Linked DNA regions of Homo sapiens: region 1 is linked to region 2. Evidence: read pairs that join two places in POLR2A ChIA-PET (ENCODE). Cell type or tissue: PC-9. All regions are shown on one strand. Links, peaks and the distances in the headings refer to the core of each region. The heading gives the core; the rest is flanking DNA. Region 1 overlaps KIF3C (kinesin family member 3C). Region 2 overlaps HADHA (hydroxyacyl-CoA dehydrogenase trifunctional multienzyme complex subunit alpha).

Region 1 (5,371 bases), core at 226-5,225, 250 kb after region 2:
CCTGCTTCAACTTCCCGAGTAGCTTAGACCACAGTACAGACATGGACCACCATACCCAGCTAATTTGCTTTCATTTTTAGTAGAGACGGGGGTCTCACTATGTTGCCTAGGCTGGTCTCGAACTCCTGAGCTCAAGTGAACTCCTCCCAAAGTGCTGGGTTACAAGCGTAAGCCACTGTGCCCAGCCCCTAGATTCTTTTTAAAGGCATCATGGTGCAGTAGAGAGAGACTAGACTTTGGATTTAGAACATTCTGAATTTGGCCGGGTGTGGTGGCCCACGCCTGTAATCCCAGCACTTTGGGAGGCTGAGACGGGCAGATAACCTGAGGTCAGGAGTTTGAGGCCAGCCTGGCCAACATGGTGAAACCCCGTCTCTACTAAAAATACAAAAACTAGCCGCGTGTGGTAGTGGGCGCCTATAATCCCAGCTACCCAGAGGCTGAGGTAGGAGGAGAATCGCTTGAACCTGGGAGGCGGGGGTTGCAGTGAGCTGAGATCGCACCACTGCACTCCAGCCTGAGCAACAGAGCGAGACTCAAAAAAAAAAAAAAAAAAAAAAAAGAACATTCTGAATTCTAGCCCCTGCTCTGCCACTTACTAGTGGCCTTGAGTAAGTTTTTTTCTGTTGTTTTTTTGTTTTTTGAGATGGAGTCTCACTCTGTCGCCCAGGCTGGAGTACAGTGGCGTGATCTCAGCTCACTGCAACCCCCACTCCTGGGTTCAAGCGATTCTTCCGCCTCAGCCTCCAGAGTAGCTGGGATTACAGGCATACGCCACCACACCTGGCTAATTTTTGTATTTTTAGTAGAGATGGGGTTTCAACATGTTGGCCAGGCTGGTCTCAAACCCCTGACCTCAGGTTATCCACCCGCCTCAGCCTCCCAAACTGCTAGGATTACAGGCGTGAGCCACCATGCGCCTGGCCTTGAGTAAGTTTTTTTAACCTCTCTGAACCCAAATTTTTTCATCTGTAAAGTGGGGATAACAATATGTACCTTGCAGGACTGTCAAGGTTGAAATGAAATAATGTAAGGTTCCAGGCCTGTGCCTGGTGCGGAGGAGATGATCAATGAAGAGTTGCACTCACACTGATAAACCAATATTCTAATTATGGGGACTCTGGAGAAACCGGCCTGCTCTATCCCTTAGAAGTGCCCTACAAGGGCAGTTTGACTTTATGTTTTTGTTTTAGATGTTGATTTTTTGTTAAACTGCCTCTGGGTTTATTTTATTTATTTATTTATTTTCATTTTTATTTTTTTGAGACAGAGTTTTACTCTGTCACCCGGGCTGGAGTACAGTGGCACGATCTTGGCTCACTGCAACCTCCACCTCACAGGTTCAAGCGATTCTTGTGCCTCAGCCTCCTGAGTAGCTGGGATTATAGGGGTGCACCACCATGCCCAGCTAATTTTTGTATTTTAGTAGAGGCAGGGTTTCAATGTTGGCCAGGCTGGTCTTGAACTCCTGACCTCAGGTAATCCATCTGCCTCGGCCTCCCAAAAGTGCTGGGCTTACAGGTGTAAGCCACCTCACCCAGGCTCTGCCTCTGGGTTTAAAGAGAGAGTGTTTCTTGCTATAAATAGAATCAGGAAAGAAAGTTAAACTGGTTTTGTCACAGAGGCAAAGTTCACCCCAGTAAGAACATTCCTAGCTCTGCGTTGAGTCCCTGGATTTCTTCACAGACCTGTGAGAATTGAAGACAGTGTGAAGCAGGGAGCAGTTGCAGCTTCCCAGGCGGGTCGGGGACAGCATGGAGGGGAAATGGGAAGGCTGAGAGTTCAGACAAGCAGGGCAGTGGAACAAGGTGGACAGATGGCCTACCAGGAGAAAGCAGCCAGATCGAAGAGGAAAGCCTGACTGTCAGTGTTGAATGCACAGGAAGGAACTAGAAGGAAACACACCCGATGATGTCGGATGCCTGCTTTCAGAACAAGAGGGGGAGGCCAGCCGCGGTGGCTCACACCTGTAATCCCAGCACTTTGGGAGGCCAAGGCAGGTGGATCACTTCAGGCCAGGAGTTCGAGACCAGCCTGGCCAACATGGCAAAACCCCGTCTCTACTAAAAATACAAAAATTAGCTAGATGTGATGGCTGTCACCTGTAATCCCAGCTACTTGAATCTGGGAGGCAGAGGTTGCAGTGTGCCAAGATCTTGCCACGGCACTCCAGCCTGGGTGACAGAGTGAGGAAGGGAGGGAGAGAGGGAGAGCAGGAAGGAAGGAGAGGAAGGAGAGGGGAAAGGAAGTGATCAAACAGCCAGGAAAGAGAATGATGTCAACCCCTGAGATGGAGCTGAGAGATGACTTTTTAATATTAAAGGGGAAAAAATGATAGTAGCCAATTACGGAGGGAGGGTCCTAGGAGAACGCGTCAGATGTACTGCACGCAGGATAACTGTGGTTGTGGGGCCCTGCTGGGAGGGGTGCTTAAAGGGAGGGGTGCATAAACGCAGACCCAGGCCTCAGCTCCGGGCTGCCAAAACCTGCTTCCTACAGAGGATCAATCATGGAAAGTAGGCCTGGGGCAGAAGAGGGAGCCGATGGGAAGGTCGGTGCCCCAATTACAGACTCCCTTCCCCCAACCCTTCTCTCCCACATGCCACCCAGAATAGCCCTGGCATCTTTATTGGGTCAGGCTGCCAATTTGCGCTGATCCTCTGCTCACCCAGCCCTGTCCCTCTGTCCTGTTCCCAGCGCCTGAGCTTTCAAAGGCACTCACTGGCCCATCTGTTCTGGCCCAGTGTCCTCCTGAGAGATGATACTAGAGTCCTTGGGGGGAACCCCCACCCTGTGGCATAGAATGAGGTGTTGCCCGATTCAAAAATTTCACAAAATAATTTTTTTTTTTTTTTGAGACTCAGACTCACTCTGTCGCCCAGGCTGAAATGCAGTGGCACGATCTCAGCTCACTGAAACCTCCATCTCCCAGGTTCAAGCAATTCTCTGAGTAACCTCCTCAGTAGCTGGGGTTACAGGTATGTGCCATGCTCAGCTAATTTTTGTATTTTTGGTAGAGAGGGGGTTTTACCAAATTGGCCAGGCTGGTCTTGAACTCCTGACCTCAGGTGATCCACCTGTCTTGTCCTCCTAAAGTGTTGGGATTACAGGTGTGAGCCACTGTGCCCAGCCACAAAATAATAATAATTTTTTTTTTTTGAGACAGAGTCTCGCTCTGTCACCCAGGCTGGAATGCAGTGGCATGATCTCGGTTCACTCAACCTCCGCCTCCCAGGTTGAAGTGATTCTCTCACCTCAGCATCCTGAATAGCTGGGACTACAGGTGCATGCTACCACACCCAGCTAATTTTTATATTTTTAGTAGAGTCCGGGTTTCACCATGTTGGCCAGGCTGGTCTTGAACTCCTGACCTCAGGTAATCCACCTGCCTCAGCCTCCCAAAGTGTGGGATTACAGGCGTGCCGTGAGCCACCACACCTGGCCAATAATAATTTTAAAAGGAGTATATGGGAAGATTCAGATTCCTAGTCTCTCCCTAATTGCATGACCTTGGACACAAAAGGCGCTGCACCTCCCTGAGCCTCAGTCTTCTTTGCTCTATCCACACCTCCGGAGGTTGTTAAGTTCAGATGAACTGTGTAGAAGCACGTTGTAAATAAGTTGCCATTTTCCTAATTTTCCCACTCCCCTCTTAGAGGGGATGGCTCTGCATTTCCAGCAGCGTCTGCAGCAGGACTGTCTCCTTGCTGCCACTGCCACTGAGGCTGCCTCTCCTCACGGGCACGCCTCCCGGCATCCTGTAAGCTCAGCTGCAGACCCAGCTGGGGCTTCTGGAGCCTTATCTTTCCTTGTTTTCATCTATAGAGAGGGTCAGCAGGGACCACTAATGGGGTACGGCACCTTTTTATATGCATCATAAACTAAACCACAAGAATGTTATTTCCCATCACTGCCAGCTGCAGAAGGCAGCCATTGTTCTGTGGGCCCCTGCACAGCTTGTTCTGCTGTTCAAGGACAGAATGTCCTAAGCTTTGAGTTACTCGGCCTGTTTCTTCTCCTCTTCCAACTGTCGCCTTTTGACTTTTATCCTTGCTCATTTCATTTGTATCCCCACTTGAAATTAGCAAGTGGAATTGAAAATAAATCATAATCACAGCTGCCATGTGTTAAGCCCTGTGGCAGGTGTACTGTGCTAAGTGCTTGTCTTGTTTAATCTCAGAAATTCTGTATGATAGGGATGATATATCTGAGGCTCAGAGATAGTAAGCCACTTCCCCAAGTAAAAGAGCTTGAAGGGGCAGAGCCAGCATTCAAACCCAGGTCTGCCTTACTCCAAAACCTGTGTTCTTTTATTTTTTTAAATGGAAGTAGCTTTCTTGTTTTCTTTCCTTTCTTTTTTCTGTTTGTTTTTGTTCAGGGTAGTAAAAGTATTTTAATAATCCATCACACTCACCAAATTGCTGAAAGTGAATAGCACTCAATGAGCTCTCTAGGATGTAGACCAATGGAAACTTCCATAAGTGTAATCACTTTGAAAAGCAATTGACAATATCAAGTAAAGCTGAAAATCCACATACCCTGCAATGCAACACTTCCATTCCTGGATCCATACCCCAGGGAAAATGTTAAATATAAGCATGAAAATACCTTTAGAAATGTTCACAGCAGCATTCTTTACAAAACTGGATGGCAGGCATACAGATACATATTTCCTGTAGATGTTTGAACTAATTAATTAGTATAAAGTTATACATATTCATTGTAAAAAAATTTTTGAGATATTGCAGAAAGGCAGAGAGAAAATAAAAATCACCCATAATCACACAATTCAAAGATTATAACTGTCAACATTTTGTTGAATATCTAGACTTTTTCCTAAGCAGACACACACACACGCATTTCCTTAAAACTGGCCAGGTATGCTGGCTTATGCCTGTAATCCCAACACTTGGGGACACTGAGGCTGGGGGATCACTTGAGGCCAGGAGTTTGAGACCAGCCTGGACAACATAGCGAGACCCCATCTCTACAAAAAATTTAAAAATACAAACAAAAACTTCATCTTTTTATTTGCTCTTTTATTAATATATTGTGGCAGTCTTTCTGCATGTATGTAGAGCCACACACAAATTTTTTTGTTTTGTTTTGTTTTGTTTTTTTTTTTTGAGACTGAGTCTCACTCTGTTGTCCAGGCTGGAGTGTAGTGGCGTGATGTTGGCTCACTACAACCTCCGCCTCCCGGGTTCAAGCGATTCTCCAGTCTCAGCCTCCCGAGTAGCTGGGACTACAGGTGTGTGCCAGCGTGCCTGGCTAATTTTTTTTTTTTTGTATTTTTTTTAGTAGAGATGGGGTTTCACCGTGTTAGCCAGGATGGTCTCAATCTCCTGACCTCGTGATCCACCCACCTTGG
Region 2 (5,371 bases), core at 245-5,244:
AGACTATGTAACTGTTAGCTCAATGAGGGGTTTCTCTGAAACCTTAGCACGCATCAGAATCACCAGGAGGGATTATTAAAACAAATCTGGGCCCCACCCATGGAGTTTCTGATTCAGTAGGGCTGGGCTAGGCCTGAGAATGTGCAGGCCTAACGCTCCCAGGTGATGACAGTGCTTGTTGGGTCCGGGTACTACACTTGGAGAACTGCTGGTTTAATGAGTCTTAAGTGCATCTGACTGTTGAGGAGTGTTAGTTAAACCTAGTATCCTGGTGGTGAGACCCATCTGTGTAAAATGCAAATACTTCTCTGACAGCCCAACACATTAATTCTTCTGCCTGCCCCACCCCCGCCCAAAAAAACTGGATCCTCTTATCTAAACCATCAGTATCATTAATATAAGTGGAACCTTCATCCGTCGTTCCCCAATAAATCTAGTTTGGCCTCGAGCTGTGGTTTTGGCACTGATTGTTGGGAGGATCAGATGTCTGTAGTGAAAAACCTTAGAAGCAAATGGAAGAGGAGGATTCCAATGTGCTCTCCCTAAACATACTAAACTTTTATCAAAGACCCATGGAACCAAACCACTCAGCTATGTCAAGCAGTATTCCTATATCACAGCCACCTTTCTTTCTAGTGTTTTCCTAGCAGAGAAGGAATGCTCTCAGGTTCCTCACCCGCATTCTCCGATCTGTTGGCTTTTGGTTCCCCTTGCCAGGTGATTGGCATGCACTACTTCTCTCCCGTGGACAAGATGCAGCTGCTGGAGATTATCACGACCGAGAAAACTTCCAAAGACACCAGTGCTTCAGCTGTAGCAGTTGGTCTCAAGCAGGGGAAGGTCATCATTGTGGTTAAGGTAAGGGGCTGTATAACAGAGCTGCAGAGTTTTTGAAAAGTTCTAATAAGACTCCTTTTACCTCCAGGCTTGTTTATAAATATTCTGGGGCAAATGACCAGACTTTGATATGATTTTCCCCTGGGTTGTCTCCAGGATGGACGGTGGTATTGACTGTCCCACTGAGTCAAGGTGGGAGTGGGGAGTATCTAGGATGTGGCAGGGTTCTCCCAGCCATCCCAGACCTTGAAGGTGACCATGAAACTATCTGCTGTACTGTTTGATTCAAGCCAGGCTACCCCTAGTACGGCTTCCCCTGCAATTTCATTTTTAAGGATTCTGATTGAGATTTTAAGTCACCTTAAGTTTTACAGTGACTTTCAAATGACTTTGAAGTGACCCTGGGAAAGGTAGAGTGTTTCAGACTCAGTCCCAGCAGCAGGGCCAGGGAGCTCATGTTCTCTTCCTTGGCAGGATGGACCTGGCTTCTATACTACCAGGTGTCTTGCGCCCATGATGTCTGAAGTCATCCGAATCCTCCAGGTTGGTATTGCTCTCCAGAGTGTTTGCGGCATCTTCCACTCCTTCAGTCACTCTAAAACTCATGATGTCAAGATAAGGACCAAGCTTCCTTCTGATACACCAACTCCTGCTCTTGTCTAGGAAGGTCCCTGGTGCCCTCTCTCTGCACAGCAGTCGGAAGTTGGGCTTATACTGCACTGAAAGGGGCAGAGCTTTCCCTCTGCCCCACAGCCTCCTCACTGTTCCAGCAAGCTAAAGGCACCCCACCCCCCAGCATGTCTTCTATGCTGTTTCTGCACCTCTCTGAGGCAGGGACCATCCAGAACAGGGCCCGCTTGGTTCAACTGGTGCTGCATCTGTTTCCACAGCACACAGACCTCTCCAGTAGCCATCGAGGTCATTCTGGCAGGAAAGGAGAGGGATCCTCCTCGCTGGGCACTTACCCAGACTTGGGGATCACAGGGCTCTGAGTGCTCCTCTTTGATGATGTTTCTTCTGTTGGTCATGACACACTCAGCCGTCTGTCATGCAATCTCCTTATTATTGAGATTCAGAAATGCAAACAAGAAGAAAATGAAGAATTTAGTCATCTCTAAACGTCCTTAAAGTGCTGTAGATTAGAGAAGGCTCAGACTTTCCACTTGTGGCCCCAAACTTCTTTGTGCTTCCCTGAATGAAATAGCACCAGTCCTGGGCCTGGTCAGGTGACACTCAGAAGTGGGTTTTACACAAGGCAGTGTTTGGAGCCAGTACAGGGAGCCCTTTGGGGGGATTTGGGCTGCCCTTCCCCTGAGGTCCCTGCATCGCTTCCTGTTCAGGAAGGAGTTGACCCGAAGAAGCTGGATTCCCTGACCACAAGCTTTGGCTTTCCTGTGGGTGCCGCCACACTGGTGGATGAAGTTGGTGTGGATGTAGCGAAACATGTGGCGGAAGATCTGGGCAAAGTCTTTGGGGAGCGGTTTGGAGGTGGAAACCCAGAACTGCTGACACAGATGGTGTCCAAGGGCTTCCTAGGTGAGTAGCCTCAAGGAAACATAACTAGCACCATTAGTTACAAAGTTCTAAGCAGTTCCTGAGACCAAAGAGTTACAGAAGCCCTCGTGGAAGAAAGTTTTCTAAACACAGAGCCCTTATCACTGGCGATTTCAAAAATGATTTTATGAGTCAGGTGCGGTAGCAACCACTTATGGTCTTAGCTGCTTAGGAGGCTGAGGTGGGAGGATCGCTTGAGCCCAGAAGTGTGAGGCCAGCCTGGGCAACATGGCGAGGCCCCTTCTCAAAAAAAAAAAAAAAAAAAGATGTCATGTGAACCTTCTAAGGGCTAGGACTATAGATTATGGACAAAAGGCAGAGTTCTACCCTTCTGGGGCTCTAGCATCACCTGGTCCAAGTTATGCCAGATGGACAAGCATTTTTATCCCCCAGAGATGAAATCTGCAATAGTGCAGAAGCAAGCTCTGCATCCGGGCTTTACCATGCTGTCTGGCCACCTGTGAGGAGAATGTATAAGCTCACCATACACAGTATACAGTTGAGGCCCACAGAGAAGTGACTTTCTGTCTTGGCAAAACAGCAAAATCAGCATTACAACCTGGGTGTTCTAGGACCCGGTGCTGCATATGGGGATGTTAAAACTCACCCAGGTGGCCTTTCTCATCCATGTACACAGATGCCCAAGCTCCGGGTCACAAGATCTTCTTTCCTTCTCTGCCCACTCTTCTGACAAAGACTAATTTGCTAGGGTTAGCTAGACATACAAATTCAGGAATTCAGAAGAGGCCAGAGCTTTATAATAGACCAACAGAGACAAGAATTCTCAGGTCAGGGTCTTTTTTGTTTGTTTTTTGTTTTTTTTTGAGACAGAGTCTCACACTGTTGCCCAGGCTGGAGTGCAGTGGCATAATCTCGTCTCCACCTCCCGGGTTCAAGCGATCCTCCTGCTTCGCCCAGCTAATTTTTGTATTTTTAGTAGAGATGGGGTTTCACCATGTTGGCCAGGCTGGTCTCAAACTCCTGACCTCAAATGATCCTCCGCCTCGGCCTCCCAAAGTGCTGGGATTACAGGCGTGAGCCACCACGCCTGGCCAGGCCAGGGTTCTGAGAACAAATAGTAACACTCCCTCCCTGAGAACAAATAGTAACACTCCCTTTTCTTGCCTGTTTTAGGTCGTAAATCTGGGAAGGGCTTTTACATCTATCAGGAGGGTGTGAAGAGGAAGGATTTGAATTCTGACATGGATAGTATTTTAGCGAGTCTGAAGCTGCCTCCTAAGTCTGAAGTGTAAGTCCGTTTGAGTGGCTAATGCCTGGAAATTGACTTTCTCTGACAGCCCAAAGCTTCCCAGCCCCTCTTCCATTTTTTTTTTTTTTTAATACTTTAAGTCCTGGGATACATGTGCAGGTTTGTTACATAGGTATACACGTGCCATGGTGCTGTCTTCCATTTTCTTTGTGACCACCATACCTGAACAGGAGGACCACTCCTGATGCTGGCATGGTGCTTTCCAAGTGGAAGGCCCTCGCACGTGCTCCTTGGTCTCTGCCCAGCATCTAGGTGAGAACCAGGCCACGTCTGGTGAAGGCCCTCCCCTGCTCCAGCCTTCTCTGGCAAGTTCCCAGAGAGCCGCTGGAAGGACAGATTCTCCTTGGCCCCTTCACCCTCCCAGATCTTTATTATCATTTGTGAGCAGCTGACTGTTGCTGATGTCAAAGAGATACTGATTATCTTCTCGGCACCAGGCCCTGTTCTAGGTGCTCAGTTTCATGTTAATTAGGGCAAGTTACTCTCCACTTTTTCCATGGGAAAGTTTGGTTCACCCAGGCAGCATCTTCTCTGAGGGCCAGCACCAACCGGCCCACAGAGCTCCCCATGCACCCATCCCGACTTCCATTCTGCATCTGCGGCTCTGGCTTTCCTCCCCTTTTCCTCTTCTTCTACCTAAACATCTCTTTCTGTTGGCAGCTCATCAGACGAAGACATCCAGTTCCGCCTGGTGACAAGATTTGTGAATGAGGCAGTCATGTGCCTGCAAGAGGGGATCTTGGCCACACCTGCAGAGGGAGACATCGGAGCCGTCTTTGGGCTTGGCTTCCCGCCTTGTCTGGGAGGTTGGTCTCGCAGGTTGGGAAGGAAGCTCACTTTAGCCTGGAGCCCGTGTTGCGTCTCCTTCAACGAAGTCCTCTTTCTCTATTCAGGGCCTTTCCGCTTTGTGGATCTGTATGGCGCCCAGAAGATAGTGGACCGGCTCAAGAAATATGAAGCTGCCTATGGAAAACAGTTCACCCCATGCCAGCTGCTAGCTGACCATGCTAACAGCCCTAACAAGAAGTTCTACCAGTGAGCAGGCCTCATGCCTCGCTCAGTCAGTGCACTAACCCCAGCTGCCGGCAGTGCTGGTTCTCCAACAGAGTGGTGTCTAGATTTATCAGAGTAACGAGAAGACAAACTCCGGCACTGGGTTTGCTCCCTGATTAAAGTGCCTTCAGCCAAGACCATCTCTCCCTCCTGGTGAAGTGTGACTTCGAATTAGTTTGCACTTCCTGTTGGAAGGTAGAGCCCACTGCTCATTGTATAAGCCCCGAGGCCTAGAGTGGCAGCCAAGAGCCATCTGAAGCCACCTCTCTGCCTGTTCCTCCCAAGAGGCCAGGGTGGCCAGGGGTGGTGAGGGCAGTTCTGCACCCAGCCAAACACATAACAATAAAAACCAAACTCTGTGTCAGCATCTTTGCCCTTCTGGTTTAAACGCCTCCTTCAAAAAGCAATCTGGAAGAAAGCCCTGTGCTTTGGGGGAGTAAGAATGTGTGTGCAGAATTCTAGGCAGCACCTTAGGGAGGGACTGGGATGAGAGAAAGTGGGACCTGGTGGGCTCAACCACACACACCTGTCTGTGCAGATGCTTTGCCCAGGCTTCTCACCACGGTGTACCGGGATATTAAACCTCTTTCCCCAGCCTGGATTTCCTCATTGTGTGATCTTACCCATTTCTTTTCTGGGTGTGCCTCATTCATAGGT

What was found. ChIA-PET counts read pairs that join two places held together with the same protein. Peaks named below come from ENCODE experiments on the same cell type or tissue, not always from the same donor. Only the 100,000 strongest peaks of a DNase experiment are listed, where the experiment ranks them.
Region 1: POLR2A ChIA-PET joins it to region 2 with 12 read pairs; 2 of 35 experiments call an interaction of 5 or more read pairs at or near these places.

The regions. Positions count from the first base shown.
Region 1 is chr2:25,935,842-25,941,212 of GRCh38, reverse strand. The region is part of intron 5 of KIF3C (kinesin family member 3C); the gene reads left to right. Among named protein-coding and RNA genes, the nearest start is that of KIF3C, 44 kb to the left of the region's middle. In PC-9, for the core only: no CTCF peak of the experiment used is centred there; no DNase peak of the experiment used is centred there; H3K27ac peaks cover 859 bases.
Region 2 is chr2:26,190,579-26,195,949 of GRCh38, reverse strand. It overlaps HADHA (hydroxyacyl-CoA dehydrogenase trifunctional multienzyme complex subunit alpha), which reads left to right. Exons shown (of 20, transcript NM_000182.5): 15 at 718-858; 16 at 1,312-1,380; 17 at 2,178-2,373; 18 at 3,526-3,640; 19 at 4,322-4,467; 20 at 4,555-5,315. The coding sequence ends at 4,700. It also overlaps a transcript of GAREM2 not described here. Among named protein-coding and RNA genes, the nearest start is that of GAREM2, 20 kb to the right of the region's middle. In PC-9, for the core only: no CTCF peak of the experiment used is centred there; no DNase peak of the experiment used is centred there.